Regions from separate parts of the Homo sapiens genome. Here region 2 is linked to region 1. The links are chromatin contacts, found by Hi-C in ENCODE. All regions are on one chromosome and are shown on one strand. Each heading gives the region's core, a stretch centred on a gene start or an enhancer-like site at or near the end of the contact. The rest is flanking DNA. Distances are from core to core; before and after follow the strand shown. Region 1 holds the start of ZNF892 (zinc finger protein 892). Region 2 holds the start of PROM2 (prominin 2).

The links. A loop is a pair of places that touch in the nucleus more often than their neighbours do. Pooled maps may share reads with other maps.
Region 2: a loop to region 1 is called in a map of Calu3, with 9 times the contacts of the local background. The contact joins the promoter of PROM2 here to the promoter of ZNF892 in region 1. A Hi-C loop is called at or near these places in 1 of 168 maps with a recorded cell type or tissue (Calu3) and 2 of 50 pooled maps.

What each region holds. Positions count from the first base shown.
Region 1 is chr2:95,205,697-95,208,781 of GRCh38, reverse strand. ZNF892 (zinc finger protein 892) reads right to left here and starts at 1,261. Exons shown (of 5, transcript NM_001395961.1): 1 at 948-1,261; 2 at 46-134. The coding sequence starts at 966. RefSeq lists a silencer at 932-1,161 and enhancers at 1,202-1,451, 1,612-1,741.
Region 2 is chr2:95,272,784-95,275,859 of GRCh38, reverse strand. PROM2 (prominin 2) reads right to left here and starts at 1,411. Exons shown (of 24, transcript NM_001165978.3): 1 at 1,031-1,411; 2 at 350-399. The coding sequence starts at 1,274.

The DNA.
Region 1 (3,085 bases), core at 12-2,511:
TTGCTCTGAGAACAGAAGGAAAAGAAAGAAGAAATCTAAACTTACTTGGGACCCAGGGGTCAGCAGCACAGCAGTCACGTCATTTTCTTTTGGGTTTCCAGCATGGAGAAGGTCTGAGTCCTCAAAAAGTGATCCTAAAAGTGGAGACAGGAGCCATGATGATTACTCTGTCCTTGCAATAAACTAGCAGGAAGTGCCACACACCAGCTAGTTGTCATCTAAGAAGAGTCAACACTGGGAACCAAACGAAAATCGCATAATATCTTTTAATCAAGACACCTTGACCATTGCTGTCTCAGGCTCCTCCTATTCTCTGTCCTTAAACTCCAGTAGAACTCCTATGAGCATCTGGACATATAAATTAAACATATTTTTATATTGCATGTGCTAAGTAGTCAAAATAATACTCAAAGTCTTTGTATGTCCACGCCTCAGTGATTCATCTGTGTTGTATTCCAGGCTCACAGGATAAACGAAGACTAAATTCTTTTTGAACACTGACTTTTCAGATATTAATACAACACCGCCTGACTCAGAAAAGTGATGCGTCTTATGGAAAAACCACCACCACCACCAAAAACAAAACAGGATTGTAAACAAATTCCGTGACTTCTCAAATCCCTGCTTTCCCTACCTTCCAAAAGGGTCGGATAGTTCCTTCCTACTGCCTTATGGGGCTCCTCTGAGATCAAAAAAGAAGTCATTATCAAAAGCCAAATTGTCAGATGTGTTGATATTTTCCCTTGAGCAAGGGAGGCATCCAGCGCCCTACAGACCAGGAGGGCAATGGAAGTGGCGGGCTATCCCTCAAAACCCCAAGTGAGACCGGCTAGTAGGAAGGGGCTCGTGACGCTACTCCTTCCTGAGCCTGCGCCAGCCAGAGGTAGCCTTTCTCCCTTTCTCCCTCTGCAGCGGGCACCAAGGCCGCATCACTCCCAAATCCTCACCTCTGCCCTCAGGTTCCATGGAGACTCCTTCCTCCGGCCCGCGCTGGAGGCAACCGCGACAGGGGAAGGAGCCGGAGGTCCGCCGCTCGGGTCCCCCAAGAGGCCGGGAACGCACGCGTGGGCAGCCTGGCGCCCCCACCCGGGGGTCCTCCCGCCACCCTCCTCCCGGACACTCAGATTAAAAGGGGATGCGTTCAGCCCTCCTCTACCCTGGGTTCGACCTCCAGCCACACACTGAGGAAGCCGAGCCCGACGACAAAGGCATCTAACAGCCGGCGGGGACGCCTAGCGCCGGCCAACCATGAGGCCGAACTACCACTCCCAGAATCCTCCGCGGGGCGCGGCTGACGGCCCTCACTCCCAACACCGCTTCCCAGAGGACCCTGCGGCCACCTGCTCCCGGGGCTGCGTTTCTTGCCGCGGCACGCTCCTGACCGACCTGGAGGAGCGCTGACCAGCTGGCTGAACCCTGCCAGCGACTCTGGAAGGGCCGCTCCTCCCTCGGTGCCGACTCTGGGCGGTGGCCGCGCCAAACCCCGCCCGGCGTGGGACTTTTCGCATCTCCGCTACTGTGAGGGCGGAAGGCGGCGCCCTTGACCTACGCAGGATCCTTCCCGGGCTGCGGTGCTCCATCGGAGGGGAGGCGCCCGGCGGTGTCCTCGCTGCTGCGCCTCCATGCATCGGCCCTTCGTGGCCAACACAGAGGTGATCTCAGTTTACTTTAACCAGGGATGTTTGTACCATATTGCACCTCGGAATAAAGAAAAATGGAATTTCAATCCCGAAATCACTTCAACCCCAAAAACGGCCACGTCTCCAAGAAGAACCAGTAAACTAGTCTTGCTGCCCCAAGGAGGCTGGAGCCTGGAGGTCTTGCTGAAATCCCTAACCTTGTTTTTACTCTAACTCGTTACTTTGAATTTTATCCTGCTTGTCTCTTTAATCACCTAGCCTTGCTTCTCATGTAAATAAGACTCTCTCTAGCTGGGAAAGCCGGACAAACTCCAGTTGACCCCTTAATTTACAAGACACTAAGGGCTCCTTACCCAACCCCCTTCCGCAAGGAGTTGACCTGTGTAAGCAGATCCTCAGCATTTCAAAGGAGCCCAATTAATTGATAAGGTATTAGCACCAACAATGTATGAAGTTCCCAGGATTTTTCTCAAAGAGAAAACATAAAGCCTTGAGTTCGTGTCCGGCATACCCCGTATATCTAATTATAATGAAAGATTTAAAGCCTTGCACCTGGTACCGTTGCTCTTCTTGTAACCGTTTGTCTTTTAAATTGTTTATCACTTTGTAACCATTTGTTTTTTGATTTTGGCATGTTTTTACTTCTGTAGAATTATTGCATTTGAGTTCCCCTCCCCTTCCTAAACCTAGATATAAAAGTTAATCAACTCCCTTCCTCGGGGCCGAAAGAATTTTGAGCTTTAGCCGTCTCTTTGGCCGCCGGCTTAATAAAGGACTCTTAATTCGTGTCAAAGTATGGCGTTTTTCTCCAACTCGCCTGGGTACAACATTGCAGACTCCCCAGGAGCTCTAGGGGTGGGCGGGTCTTCAGGCTAGTGCGTGTTTTCACTTACCTTCCCACAATAAAGTGTCAGGTTTCTGTCCAGTTCAGATTCCCAAGAGAAAATTTAATTAGCTATGTCCTTGTGGATACAAGCCACAATGTCCAATTGACCTTTCTCCAGCAGAATCTCCAATTTTTAGATAGGCTCAAGGCTTCCCAAGGCTTCTCATTATTCCTGCCCTTTGCCCTCCCCAGCACCCACAGCCCCTTGCTGACTGGAACGTAGGAAATCATCATGGGCTGTGTGAACTAGGTTAAGACCCTAGGGATGGTAAACCAACAAGATAGAAGGAACGGAGCCCCGGGTAATTTGTTGGAACAGAGCTTGGGCTTTAGCATGAGAGAGATGCAAACTTCTATTTTGTATAAGCCAGTATTATTTTGGGTTTCTTCTGCACAGATAACCACACTTAACCTCTAACTGGTCCGTAGATTGGCTGCATTTGGTCCAGGCAGCTAGGGCTGGTGGGGATAAAGGACTTGTGGTAGAGACACAACCCTGCCACCTCAAATGACAGCCAAAGGGAGTCTCCCCACTCTTCCTTCCGCAGGAGATATGGGA
Region 2 (3,076 bases), core at 162-2,661, 67 kb before region 1:
GAGGGAAACCAGAAGGGGCGGGAGTGCCGTCAGGGGCATGGCCTGCATCTCATGGAACCCGTCCCAGAGGTGACCGCATTCTTACTGCTCATCACCATCTTACACAGGAGGAAGCTGAAGTTCAGGAAGTTCCAGCTCCCTGCAAACCTCACTGCCAGTAAATGGCAGAGCTGTGGTTTGCACCCAGGTCTACGGACTGCAGCGCCCACAGAGGAGGGGAGAGGATGCCTGAGCCCCTGCCTAGTGGACACCCAGCGAGGTGGGCTAAGGGGAGCCAAGGCTTTTCTGCTCCCACCCTGCTGCTCACCCCAGAACTCCCTCCCCCAGCACCTTTCCCCAGCTTGCTCACCTCATTCACCTTCACGGAGGCCAGCTCATTCAGTAGGGCCTTTACCAACTCTATGGGAAAGAGCCAAGCTGAGGATTTGGGGACAGCCACTGCCCTGCCCCTGTGTCCCTCCTCTCCCCACTGCCAGGGCAAAGTGGCTCTGAGGCAGGGCTCCTGCCACCACCATGGCACCCTCGCAGAAGGCTGCATCACCGCAGCCCTGTGCCATCCTGCCCTGACCTCAGCACTGCTACAGGAGGGCGAGCAGAGAGGAGGCTGCAGACCTCTCCTCCTGGACCCTACAGGTCAGTCCTGAGCCTGGGCAAAGGCAGAGAAGGGGTCTGGCCTGGCAGTTCTTCCCCTCAAGCAGCAAGGGACAGGACTGGGAGGGTCCTTCAGACACTCCTGGACCACCCAACCCAAGCACCGATAGACTAAGAGGATGTCTGAGTCAGGTCTAATGTATTTCCAATGTAACCTCCTCACTTTACAGACAGAGCACCTGAGGCTCAGAGAGGAAGTGAGGCTTACCCACAGTCACACAGCAGGTTCTGGAGCCCTCCCCAGATCCTCCGCCTTCTACCCCAGGAAGATGGCAAGTGCCTGCTTGTAGGTTGGGCACATCCCATGGTAGAGTGGGACAGAGGAAGCCGGGCTGGGGACCCAAATGCTGAGGCCCTCATGGGGGAGGGGCACACTCACCTGAAGGGAAAGGATTGAGCTGCACCACCGAGAGGAAGCGGCGCACGGTGCCATAGAGGGAGTCCAGGAGTCCTGGCGCACGAACTCGAGGGGCCAGCCACCGGGCCCTGGCTGCTGGGGTGAATGTCAGGTGCTCTGCCGGGCCAAGGAACTTGCAGTCTGTGGCCCCTGCAGCCAGCTGACTCAGGGCCAGCCCCAGGCCCAGGCCCAGCAGGGGAGCCAGCAGAGCCAGTGTGTGCTTCATGGGGTCAGGAAGGTAAGGGGCTCAGGCTCAGGAGGGAACAGACAAGCCCAGGGCAGGCCATACATCCTTCTCCAGCCTCTGTCCCTCTCTCCACAGCTCTCAAAACCTGCCCGACAGGTTTGGGTTCCTGAGCTACCTGGCCTCCCGCCTCCCTGCCTGCCTTGGAGCATAGGAAGGGCAGGGGTGGAGGCACAGGGTAGGGGGCAGGGCCAGGCTGGGACCGCCCTTGGTGGCCTCGGGTGGAAGCCTGGGCTCCCCACCACCTAGATCCTTGCAGGCAACGGCTGCCACCAGCTGGGTCCGAAAGGCACCTCAGCAGCTTGGGATCACCTAGAATGGCCCCATTTCAAATATTCTGTTCCATGCCCAGCCCCAGCAGCCCAGTCTAGGAGCTGGGAAAACAGCTGCTTGGTGAAGCCCTGGTCAAAATGGTCATAAAACCAGAGACACAGGGCCAGGACCCAGGCTTGCTCTCCCTGCTTCATCTGGAACCTGCTCTGTCCCTGCAGGTCATGCCCGGTGCCCACTGCCAGGCCAATCCTGAACAGAGGCCCACCCTGACACGCACAGGCCTTTGGGAGGGCAAATCCCAGAGGTATGCCCTTTGGCCTGGCCATACCTCATCCAGTCAGCAGTTGAAAGAACTGATAGGATATGACCAGAAACGTGTCTGCACAGGTCTCTGTTTTGTGAACAGCTGTATGCCCAATGCCCAGAAAGTCGCCTGTAGCTGAGCAGGTCATGGGGAAATTCACTGAAGGGCTGGAGGATATCAGAAACAGTCCTGAAAGCCACCACTGAGGAACCAGCAAAATGAGCCTCTTACATCACACACTGGGCAGTTGCTAAAGAACATGCCGTGGAAATGTCTCTTGTGACTGAAAAATATTCACATGCACTCATAAGTGCAAATAGCAGATTACAGACTAGCACACGCAGTGAAGGTGTAAAACGGTGATCATTTCCGCCAATAGCAGATTACAGACCAGCACACGCAGCGAAGGTGTAAAATGGTGATCATTTCCTCAAACAGAAGATTACTCCGTCTCTACTAAAAATACAAAAAAAAAAATGAGCCGGGCGTGGTGGCGAGCGCCTGTAGTCCCAGCTACTGGGGAGGCTGAGGCAGGAGAATGGCATGAACCCGGGAGGCGGAGCTTGCAGTGAGCTGAGATCGTGCCACTGCACTCCAGCCTGGGTGACAGAGCGAGAATCTGTCTCAAAAAAAAAAAAAGAAGATTACAGATCAGTACACACAGTGAAGGTGTAAAACAGCAATCATTTTGCAGTGGAGTTGCCGGCAATTTTTCATTCTCCTTTGCTCACGTGTACTTCCTCATTTCTGTGCACTAAACGCGTGTTACTCGTATTTAAATAAGTAATCAAAGTTTGTGAGATTCCATGGCAGCTCCCTGCCCCTGACTGGGAGCCTTGGAGAGAAGGGCTGGCTCCATGGCTCCCAGGACCCCCAAGCTCAGCCCAGGGCAGTAGTTCAGGATGGTCTGCAGGGTGGGTGAGAGGCTCAGGGATGTCCTGCTGTCCCTGGTAGGGTTATCAGGCAATTAGGGCCTTACGTGTGAATCAGGGCTGGGCCCACAGTAGAGCTCTTACCCTCCCCATTGCTGCCTCTGTGACTTTCTCAGAGCCAGGGGATGAGAGAACACAATGGTAGAAGGCATAGTCCAGTTACAGTGGGGTGAGACAGGAAGTGGGGCTTCATCAAAGGGTGATTCAGAGATGAGGATCAGGGATGCAGTGAAGAATAGTCTAGGGGTGTCCTGGCACCCTAGGTCTGGTGGGAG